Linked DNA regions of Homo sapiens: region 1 is linked to region 2. Evidence: chromatin contacts called from ENCODE Hi-C data. All regions are on one chromosome and are shown on one strand. The core of a region is the stretch at or near the end of the contact, and the rest is flanking DNA. Distances in the headings are between cores, read along the strand shown.

The links. Hi-C counts contacts between places; a loop is a spot of excess contacts on that map. Pooled maps may share reads with other maps.
Region 1: a loop to region 2 is called in a pooled map of heart left ventricle, with 1.8 times the contacts of the local background. The contact joins the promoter of SYNPO2 here to the promoter of MYOZ2 in region 2. A Hi-C loop is called at or near these places in 2 of 168 maps with a recorded cell type or tissue (gastrocnemius medialis and heart right ventricle) and 3 of 50 pooled maps.

Annotation. Positions count from the first base shown.
Region 1 is chr4:118,884,521-118,890,667 of GRCh38, reverse strand. It overlaps SYNPO2 (synaptopodin 2), which reads right to left and starts at 1,814. Exons shown (of 5, transcript NM_133477.3): 1 at 1,527-1,814. The coding sequence starts at 1,631. It overlaps LOC105377393 (a long non-coding RNA gene), which reads right to left. Exons shown (of 3, transcript XR_939119.2): 3 at 5,884-6,147.
Region 2 is chr4:119,133,865-119,139,981 of GRCh38, reverse strand. It overlaps MYOZ2 (myozenin 2), which reads right to left and starts at 4,150. Exons shown (of 6, transcript NM_016599.5): 1 at 4,000-4,150; 2 at 3,381-3,470. The coding sequence starts at 3,456.

The sequences.
Region 1 (6,147 bases), core at 565-3,064, 250 kb after region 2:
TCCTAAGGCCAGGCTGCAAGTTAGATCAGAGCTGGAATTAGAACCCAAATCTCATACCTAGAGCCAGCCAACTGCTATTCTAGACTCAGGACAAATCTGCTTCAGTGTCATGAATTCTACATATGCTAAATTGGGCATTCATATTTTATCTGAGGTTGCCTGCTATTGACTCCTAAAGGAACCCAACAAAACCACCTTTCTGAGCCTTTAATCACTCTGCCAGTTCCAAGCTGAAAACTTAAGGCAAGTTACTTAACATCTCTGGGCTCTTTCCTCATCTAAAATTCATGGGTTGAACTGCAGACCTCGGAGGAACTTTCCAGTAATAAAAACTCTGCTTTTCATCTACTGTTTTATGGTTCATTCTTGATGTTTGCAATTTTCACTAGGTGGCAGGATTCCACCATCACATTACGAAAGGATTTACATATGATGCCTGGAAGCAAAAAGGAGTTTCAAAGAAACTTCTTTCTTCGCAAAGGACACTAAAAAAAAAAAAACGTAAAAGGCAGAGGGAAACAATAACTACAAAAAAAAAAGAGTAAAAGCCAGAGGGAAACAAACAATAACTACAAAGGCAATGGCCCATGTATTTCATAAAGATCTGTACCCATTTTTAATATAAGCATAAAATAGGAAATTAATCCCATGCTCTTGCATGTTCTTCAATACAATACTATAATTTGCAATTTGATGATAAGGTTAGGTAAAAGTTTGCTTAGTTTTGTGCATTTTAAGTTTTATTTTAGCTGAATGCCAATTAGAGAATACCAGATCCCCTTGGGCTAACCAGTAATGCAGGCAATCTAATGGCAATAAAAACTTAAAGCATTTTAAATAGTTATTAATGTGTTACAAAGTTACCTCTTAGTTACTCATAATATATTTAGATTATCTTCTAAGTTTATTTTTGAGATCTTGACCAAAAGAGTACATAAGAAGGAATACAGCATTTATTGGATTTTTGCATTTATTTGTCAAATCCTTAAAAGGGTATTCTTTTAAATAGATTTTATGACACTTCATCATACTTTTAAAATTATTGCCCAACATTGGCCTTTTCATGAATGCTGCATAATAAATGTCACTACCAACACTCTATATGAGTCCCCAAAATAGCCAAGCAAAGTCGTTATGCTGAACTGAGCGTTTCTCCTCTGCCAGAGCCAAGTGAAGTGACATCAAACAATAACTCAACTGAACATTCTAAAATTGCCTGGAAGAAACGCTCCCCAGTGTCTTGCTTGTTGTCAGAAGAACATGGTTAACTAGGCCTTTTCCTCAGCTGATAAATATGGCATTCTTCCCACCCACCCCTCATCGATTGCAAGTTAATTACATAGGATGTGGCCCATTACTCTCCAAAGTTTCTTAGAAAATAACTCACTTCCTAGAAAAATCTTAATATCCGCAGCAAAATCAAATAATACTTAGACTTCTGCATCAGAACCTGAAAACACCATCAGCAGGTTGCTTTCATTCCTTCCTTCCTAGCACAGAGCCGTGACACTTCGTTCAGGTCCTACCTTTGCAACTTGTAAGGGCTGCTTCTGCTCCTTGCCACCTTGCAATCTGAACCCCCAGGGCGCCCCTCCAGTCATGGAAATGCAGATAAAATCCCCTGTGCCCATGTTTTCCTTTTAGTTGGGCAGCATGAAGAGCTTGACGAGACAGACGAAGCTTGGGTGCGGTAGAGGATGCGCACTCAGCTTCGGGCGCCTGCCGAGGACGCAAGACTGGGTAATGCAGAGCGTCCGCCGCTGCTGCAGCCGCTGCCCCAGCCGCCGCCCCAGCCGCCTGCTGCGAATTTGTGCGGCTAATGGGCTCATTCTCAAGGAGGCAGAGGCGCTCGCAGCATCCAGGACACAGCCCACTCTTGCGTCACTCTCCTTTGCTCGGCCCACCTTCGAGGAAAGGAAAGCAGCTTCACACACAGGAGAATGTCCTCACGTGGGGCGAGATAAGGGAAAGGAGGACGGAAGGGAGAGCCAAAGTTATCTTGCACTAACAGATTAAATCCAAGCAGTTAATGGTATAAGTATGATTGAAAAACTTACATTTAATAATTCTGTAAATAGTAAAGGACACATGAAGGTTTAATCTCCACGCCATGAATGACGTCCTAAAATAGGAGCGTTGGGAATTCAACTACTAGAGGATTAGATTCTCTCAAATAAATGTTTTGAGACTTGCCACATTTATGAATGGAATAGACAAAAAAGAGTTAAAATGAGTTAAATTACTACTTTTCTGTCTGCATTCTGCTGAATTATTCCTATAAGAGGAAACAAAAGAAAGCACAAACTTTTTGTTAATAAACCTCCAGCTCTGAAAAGTACCTTTCTGAACCATATATTTAGAGAAAGGGGAAGAGAAGAGACAGAAAGGGAGAGAGAAAGAGAGAAAATGAATATGAATTTTTCTCCTGGAAACTACATTCTTATAATTACATCTATTGCATAGTTTTGGGTATGTTAAATTTTAACGTGTTTTGTTTTCTTTCTACCTGCTGATCTTCTTAAACCCAAACCCAACAGTTAGTCAACTGCATAAAATGTACAATGTCACCTACAGGTTTCTTATTTTTATAGTTTGTCATCCCATGTCATGAATCTGGGTGGTCCAATATAAAAGCAGATTTTGTATATTCCAAATATTTAAATGTTTTAAATCTGAATACAATCTGCCAAAAATGTACAAAAAGGACATTTTAATTTTCCTATAATACTTTTGTTTTCCATAACATTCATCCACATAAAAACATACTAAATAAGGAAGAGCCTGGGAAAGTTTGTTTGTGTTACTTGTGGTACCAAACAAAATTTCCAGACACGCTGCCTGTTTCAGCACTAAGAAGCACTATATACAGTAAGTCCTCACTTAAAACGTCACAGATAGGTTCATGGAAACTGTGACTTTAAAACCAATTTTACCATCGACTAATTGATAAAAACAAGGTTAAGTGACTACAGTCTATTTCTGGTCACAAAGACATCACCAAACTTTTAAATAAGATTAAAACACTTCTAATATTAAACATGGAAATAAATGTCAGCTACACATGCATTTAAGAAAGATTAATAAAAACAAGATAATCATGGACCCAATTTTTGGTGAATCAGTGAGTGAGGGCAGCTGTAGTGGTGGTGGATTCAATCAAGGAATAAATGTTTGCAAAAGGAAAATTATAAGGAGTACCTCCTGTCACAATGCAGTTCAAAACCACCACAAATATAGCAGGCTCACTGAGAAATTTCATACAGCATCATCTATTGCTGTGCATTTGTGTGATTAACATATATTTTATGAATTTTTTTTGAAAATAATTTGCATCCATACATTCATTCCTCCTCCAACCCACTTATTCCCATTCAGGATCTCCAGTGGCTTGAGCCTCTCCCTGCAGCTTAGGGCGCAAGGCAGGAATCAGCCCTGGACAGCCCTGACCATCCCATCAGAGGGTGCACACACACACACACACACACACACACACACACACACTCACTCAGATGGGGACCATTTAGACATGCCAGTTCATCTCATGAGCACAGCTTTGGGATGTGGCAGGAAACCAGAGGACCTGGAGAAAACCTATACAGACATGGGGAGAACTTTCAAACTCCATACAAACAGTGGCCCCAGCTGGAAATACATTTTTTTTTCTCATCAATGTTGTCATGAAACAATGTTGAATAAAATGGCATTATTCAAGGACCTGTGGTACAATGAACATTTTACACAGCCCATGCTCCCCAGAAGCCAAAGGCATCAAGTGATTTTATTTGTGACTCATCACTGGAGTGAGGACAATGAAATCAGAGATTGTGGCACTGGAAGAGACCCTTTGAAGGTCATGAGGGCCAGATACTCATCCCAAGTTTGATTCTTTTCAGAAACACGAATTGACTTTCCCAGTCTTTCCTTTAAACAATAGTTACAAGAGACATCATAAAATATGAGCTTTGACACTAATTACAATAGCAAAGACTTGGAACCAACCCAAATGTCCATCAGTGATAGACTGGATAAAGAAAATATGGCACATATACACCATGGAATACTATGCAGCCATAAAAAAAGAATGTGTTAATGTCCTTTGCAGGGGACATGGATGAAGCTGGAAGCCATCATTCTCAGCAAACTAGCACAGGAACAGTAAACCAAACACCACATGTTCTCACTCATAAGTGGGAGTTGAACAATGAGAACACATAGACACAGGGAGGGAAACATCACACACTGAGGCCTGTCGGAGGGTGGGGTACAAAGGGAGGGAGAGCATTACGACACATAACGCATGCGGGGCTTAAAACCTAGATGACGGGTTGATAGGTGCAGCAAACAACCATGGCACATGTATACCTATGTAACAAACCTGCATGTTCTGCACATGTATCCCAGAACTTAAAGTAAAAATTTTTAAAAAATGAGCTCTGAGAACAAAGAAAAAAAACACTTTCATATTTGTTCTTTTTACTTTTTCATGTCCCTTCTGCTCCTCAATCCACTCAAGTCTAGCTTCAAATTAGTGATGGTGTCCTCCTTAAATCATTTCTCCCTTAGGCTTCTTGGGCCCAGCAAGCTCTAGGCTTTCTTCTTGCCTCTGTAGCCACTCTTATCAAAGATTTATTCTGTGCAGGAACTTGAAATATAATGTTGTATTTATTTTCAAAGCAACCATGCTAGATAGGTATTAGTGTTTCTCTTTTACTGATAATTAACAGTGCTTTAAATCCTAAGCGATAGAGCCAGGGTTTGAACTTTTGTCTGCCCGAATTTGTCTGCCCTAATACCTATTCTTAATCATTGCTATTCTGCCTCCAGGTCTTATGTATTCCCTGATGCTTATCTCATGCAACCAATTATCCATTAAGACCTATGGATCTGGCTATGCGCAGTGCTGCATGCCTGTAATCCCAGCATTTGGGGAAGACAAGGTGGGCAAGGTGGGTGGATCACTTGAGGTCAGGAGCTCAAGACCAGCCTGGCCAACATGGTGAAACCCCATCTCTACCAAAAGTACAAAAATTAGCTGGGCGTGGTGGTGCACACCTGTAATCCCAGCTACTCGGGAGGCTGAGGCAAGAGAATTGCTTGAACCTGGGAGGCAGAGGTTGCAGTGAGCCGAGACCGTACCACTGCACTCCAGCCTGGGCAATAGAGCAAGACTCCATCTGAGAAAGAAAAAAAAAAAAAAAGACCTATGGATCTAACTTCTAAATAGTTTGGAAATCTGCTCCTTCCCTCATTTCCTACTCCTGGGACCATGTCTATCTCTGACCTGGACTTCAACAGTCTCCTAACTGTTGTCTCTATTCCAGGCTTGTTTCCACCCTCAATTCATTTTTTACTCCAAAGCCAGGGTGAAATTTTGAAATATAATGTCTATGTTATTTTTCCTATAGTTCAAATCTTCAAGGGCTCCCGGATAAAGTCCGAACTTTTTTACATGGAAACACTTTCTGCCTCCCACTACCTACTTCTTCCACCTTGTTGCTTACTACCCCTACCTTGAATTTGATGATTCAGACACACAGAAGTACTGTTCTTTTCTCAAAATTGCTTTTTTGTTTCACCTGCTTAGGCATTTCTCCAAGCTATTCAGTCCTTGTCCACACATAAATCACCTAATAATTTCTCCTCATCCTCCGGCCTCAGATTAGAGATCACATTCTCCAGGAGGACTTTCCCGACCTTCCTGGTGTCCAGGTTAGGTGTTCCTTCCACGTGCTACTATCACTCTGTACTTTCCCTCTCAGTCTAAAGGTCTCTTAAGTTGTCTGAATCCTATGCTAGGTTATTAACCCTGTGAGACTAGGAGTCATTGCTGACTTATTCAGAATTCTATCCCCAAGTCTAATAGCTCCTGATGAATGATTGGTGCCCAATTAATATGAGTAAAAAAAATAAATAAGAGTTCCCAGAATAAAGACATAGAAAAGAGAGACAAAGAGTTCTAATTTATTTTTTTGTTTACTTTATTAGACTTGGAACATTTGAAATAGACCAAAATTCCTCAATTATACACCTTAGAGACCGTGTGGAATAGGTAGTGGCCACCTCCCTAACATTCTATTTCCCATTGGTTAGTAGCTATTGGTTTAGGTAGAATTGATCCTCCCACCCCAGCAGTGTTGATCTAAGGCA
Region 2 (6,117 bases), core at 2,901-5,400:
CACAAAGCTAAGCTCTCTTCCTGAAGTTAAAAAAACAACCTGCCCAGTTCTCTTCAGTGTGCTGGGGAAAGCTGTTGCCCAGTCATGAGGAGAAAAAAACAAACAAACAAAAAACGTACCAAAAAAAGCCCTCCTGGAACCCAGGTGAGAGGACTGTAGGGTGACTGAAGCTTACTTAGGAGGCACTGTGGTCTTCTCTATTTATGAAGCTCTTATTCTAAACTGTCAGCAATATCCATGCTTAAAGTCAGGGAACATCATACTCCCAGTTCTTCTTATGGTTTTTAAAATTCCAATTCCTTTCCCCCAGCATTTCTAAACAGATGCCAGTTTCTCTAGAGTGCCTCTCCTTATTTCATTCTGATTGCCCCATCTCTTTATCAGTTTAATACTTCCTATCCTTTTATCCTTTCCTACCTCTCTCTCTTCATTCAGTCTTCAAGTTTCACATGAGATACTGAACAAGAGAAAAATATGATTAATACTGGAAAATATGTACAGATTTAGGGGTAAATTGCACAAGGCTCATGGGTGGGGACTATCAGAGGCCATCTTTTCTTGTCTCCACAACTAATTCATGCATAGATAATGGCAAATTATCTTTTGTCTTTTACAATAGCACTTGTTAGATGGTAACAACTGTGGCTGAGATACTTTTATATAAAGCACAGAGGTTTGTCTCACAAGAGTAACCAGGACAGCTTTACCATTAGCTCTGCTTCCGGCCAAGGTGATGATGATGGTAATCATAACTATGATATAATGAGGAAGGTAAATCTAAAAGCAGGCAGCCTGCATGTTTGGGATGCTTTTTATTAGTCAATTGTTGGGAGTGTAGTATATTTGCTTCTAGTACATAATTTGAAACCAAATCACAATGGATTCAAAATGAGCAACAATTTGGGGTTGTGATTAGTGGAGGCTGGGAGTTATCCACCTCTCACTCATTCTATGCAGTTAGCATTATAATCTATATGAAGAGAATTTTTTAATAATTCTTTGAGGTTATCACTCCTGATGGAATGAGGGCTCTGATGTAAAACTCCCCATTTCTGGTTCTTATATTTTTCTAGTGATTTATCTCAAAGACTCACCGGCTGCAATCTCTTTCCCCTACAAGAATGGGATTGAATTTCCACCTCATGTTAAGAGGACAACAAGTGATTTAGCCAACTCATTGTCACATTTTATACTCCTCCAAGCTAAATGTTTTGGTAAGTAGTAATAAAAATTAAATGAGTTATGAGGCTGAAAAAAAATTCTGATGCACAAGGGGAAAGGAGAGAAGGCAGGAGAAGGGGATTTCGACTGGAACATCCTTTTCAATTTATCTTTATAAAGGACAATCCAGGCAAAATTTGATTTATTTAGTCTTACAATTAAGATCAAAGCAGTTGCATGTTTTATCTTAAATTATCCAGATTTTTACTCCTGTAAAATGTTTGAAAGTTTGGAGGATCATTCCCAAAAAAGTTTCTCTGAAGTCCATTTTATTATGCATCCTGAGAAAAAATTATACTCCCCTAGCTCCAGATCTCTAAACATCATGCTATACACAAATAGTAAAGTTCCATATAAAATGTCAGAGGAAATAAGAGAAGAAAAATATTTGAGCGGTTTCATAAAGTACTGAAGTTATTTCATCTGGGATGAGCTTGGAAAGAGTCTGATTATCCCCATGTTATCTGAAATACTTGACATTCCAACAAAGACAGAGCATGTGACTCCTCTTAAGGGAGCTGGTACTCATCCAGTGACATGGGAGGGAGGGCTTCAGCTGACTTTACGTGGCTAGGATTTACTGGTGGTGAGATAGTGGTTTTGAGGGTTTCCCCCACTTTGATATATAATTGTGTGTTTTCTCCCACATATTTTTTATAAAAACAATAGTTATGTTTATAAAAAAAAGGAAAAAAAACTTCTTACCCTTATAGATCTATGTCAGAGCTAACAGTAGATTCCAACACATGATTTAGGCTAGAATACATTAAATGGACTGACTGTTTTATGATTAGGATGTCATTAGAAAATAATAACATGAAAGGTCTATTTTAAGGTAAACAATTTTGTCACAAACTCCAGTGATCATCTGATTTTTGCCACATTGATCAGAAAAGCTAAAAAATAATTTCAAGTAAACTACTTGAATCTGGAAACACAAAGATGCATGAAATTTTAAATAAGGCATGAATTTTGGAACTTTGGATTGGTATGAATTCAGTTCTGGTATCTGACTCAGAATTATTCTCATTTTATTCCAAGCTAATTTGACATTACAGTAAAACATGAGAACCAAGTTGAATCCAGTACAGTGGTTCTGTATTGCAGAAAATAGAAAACAACAACGGACCTCTTAGTTATGATTACATTGCGTGGGGAGCATCTAAAAGTCTTTGATTCTGTTCCTCTTGCTTTATGGAAGGTGTAATATGAAAACATTATGCTCAATACTCTTCCCGGGTCTCAAGCTTCTAGGTCTCAATATTGTAGTGGTGAAAGGCTGCATTCCTTGTCAATACAGGGGAAATAAGGAGGCATTCTGAAAATGCCACTAATATATCTGGAATGGCTCAAATCAGCTCCTAAGAGGACCTGAATATTTTTCTTAACATTTAAAACTGATGCTATACGTTGCTTATAAACAAAGTTGAATTTCCTTTATAAGAATCAAAATGCAAGTTATAAAGCATTGCTTTCTCAAGTTAGTTGCTAGAATTTAAAGAAAAGGAGAGAGTGAAATATTACCTTGCACGTAATATATATTAAAATTTTTTTGAGTCATATGCTTTGAGACTACAATAACTTTATATTTTCTCAGAAGTTACAAATAAAAGTAGACTTTGCACACAAAATATGTTAGTAAATCAATTAACAAATATGAAGGGTTAAATAAATAAGCAATAGAAATGGAGTTAAATAATAAGCAATAAATATGAATTCCAACTTAATAGCTTGATAAAAAAGATGATAGAACTTATTTTGAGTGATTTATATAATGTAAGGTAAAAGAAATCAAGCTAAACCATGTGGGATGGACAATAAAGACAAGATTGTATGAGACTTGTCCAGAAAAAAAAAAGAATCGAGAGTGATCTTAACTTATAATGTGGAAGGCAAGCCAAGCAGAATGTACATCAGCTGTCAGATTGCTTCATGCCTTTTACAGCAGTTGTTCCTCTGAAAATAGCTTCCAAATGAGAAAGGATGACTACAAAAGGATTAGTTACCATAGGCTTTTCTACACCCCCTAGAGCTCCAGGTTTGTTATGACAGAACAGCAAGAATCTAAAGGAAGTAAACTATGGAATATTAAACAACGTCAGGATGGAGCCACATTCATGCTGTGCTATATTAATGCTACGAAGGATTTTTATTGATACCATTTCCATGGACTTCCTTCATGATGGCTGTTGCTTGCTGTTTTCTCTGCTTCATCATAGTATTATGTGATAGCATGGTTTTTTTGTTCCCTGTTAAAAACAAAGGGACATTATTGAGGCAATGTGAAGAACTCATTTGGAGTGTCTTATAATCACTGTTTTGAAAGACAACATCTTTGTTCTTTATTAAAAAGTTATTATCGCTTGCTACTGAAAGACTTCAATACGCATTCCTTATCTGGTGACAGAGTATGTTATTCATTGACAGGCAATGTCACAGTGAACAGAGACCCAGTCTGGACATTAATACAATGATCATCAGGCAGTGAGAAACAATGAAATTGCTGGTCTCCTTTCCCCTCCCTCTCTTTTCTCCACAGTATTTTAGTCTGTCATTGTCTCCTCACTGGCCTTCATTTGTACCAGCATCACACTCCATCAATTCCAGCAAACTGTAAGAATGAAGAAGACACTAGACTAAACCAGAATTCTTTGGTGGTAGCATTTTAATATTGGCAACAGCTGCCCTTTAAAGCAGAGAATGCCCATTTATGAGTCACAACTCTGAATATCCTTGGACAACTGACTAATGAAACATTTTAGGAAACAACATACTCACCTTGCTGTTAGATTGTGCTTTTTCAGCGGGGATGAATCCCAGTTTGTGGAGGAAGACTCTGGAGATGGACTATGGATGGCACTTGGGCCTGATGGTTTTTATCCTTGAACCTGGGACAGCATGGTCCCTACTCTGACTCAAACTGGGGACTGAGCTTTTCTGAAGAGACTGGCATTCAGCTGACATCAACTGGCTATATATAGCACCAAATACTTTAGCTACTCATATCTTCCTGGCGAAAGGGAGGAACAGGGAAAGATTAGGCTCTCTCCATTGTGTTTCTAGTTTGTGAGATGGTTAAATGAAACGTTCATTGGACATGCAGAAAGTTTTTAGTGAGCACTTTCTGTTGAACAGATAGTAGCCAAAAGGGATTTTAAACACTTTTAAACATCTAGCTCTTATGTTACATGTTAATTGAGGTGGCAAGAGACACATGCATGAATCAGAACAGAATGATAGATTTTTCATAATTAAAATGAACAATATAGGCAGTAATATCTATGTAGACTCAAGAAGAAAGGAAGTAATGTGGGGTGGATCAATAGAGCCAGTTCTTAAGCTGTAGTGAGAACTCATGCTAGGTTGAGAAAAGTATGTAGTATTTGAATAGTGAACTCAGGAAGCATTTTGAAATGAACCATTAGAGGATAAGCCATGAAGCTGGGTAAAAGCTGAGACTCATAACTGGGTCATGCTTTTTGAAGGGCCTACAGAGACCAGTCCCTGCAAAGTTGACCAGTCTTTACAATGTCTAGGGTCAAGGATTTTCATTTGCAGGCCTGACAAGATTTGAAAGGTTTGCCTGTCAAAAGGTTTGGCCTCCTTGATGGTCCCTGGACACAAAAACGTGCTCTCATCTCTGGGCTTTTCCTTTTACTGTTTCCCCCTTTCCTTTTACTATTTCCCCCTTTCCCTGGTTGAAATGGTGTCCTCAACAGATAATCATTATGTTAATTTTGGTTTCCAAAATGAAAATAGATACTGTATTCCTTTTACTATTTCCCCCTTCCATACTTTCCCTCTACTCACATGGCACAGTCATGCATTCAGGACTCTGCTCAGATAACAATCCCTCATAAAATCCTTCCCTTATCACCTTGTCTAAAATATCACACTGTGCCACTCTCTAGTCCCTTACTCTGCTTCATTTTCTTTATATTTTTCTATTAGTTAAGATAAAAGTCAAATGGGAGTGACAGAAACCCCCCCAAAACAGAACTGTAAAAAGATGGAAGATGTTTCTCTCACAGGTAAGCTTAGTCTAGAAGTAAGTAATTGAGGGTTTGCATGACTGACATAATTATCAAGGGCTCAGTTACCCTCTAACTTTTTGCTCCACTATCCCTAAAATGCAGACCCCTTGGGCCTAATTGGCTGCCCCAGCTCCAGTCAGCATGCATATATTTCAACCAGCAGGAAAAAGAAAAAAAAATGAGAAGGGAACACTGTCTTCTTTTCAGAACATGTCTGATATTTTGTTCATACTTCTGTTTACATCCCATTGGGCAGAACTTAGCCATATAGCCGTACATAACTCAAGAAAGGTTGGGAAGTGTAGCTTCTATTCTAGGTGGTCATGAGCCCAATTAAAATTCATACATAACTTACTAACAAAGAAATAATTGTTGCTGAGTGACAACTCAGTTTTTTCACTAAGAACATGCCAACATTATTCTATCTATCTATCTATCTATCTATCTATCTATCTATCTATCTATCTATCTATCTAGCAAAAGTTTATGTTATGTACAATTCTAAAGGTTGAAATGGCGTCCTCAACAGTTTTACTAGCACCTGTAATCCCAGCTACTCTGAAGGCTGGGGTGGGAAGATTGCTTGAGTCCAGGAGGTAGAGGTTGCATCTATTTATGTGATATCTCTTTTTTCTACTAAACTATGAATCCTATAATGGCTTGGGCTTTGTATCTTCAGCAGTTGGAATTGTATCTGGCATATGGTAAGCACTCAATATTCATTGAATGAATGAATAAATGAGTAGGTTGGAGATTAACTGCAGAATGCATTAAAGGTTTGGCATGAGTTTGGAATTCAAATGAACAGTCGCTTGAATGTACAAAGGTGGTGGCTATTTGTGGGAGGAATTGTATTTTATAA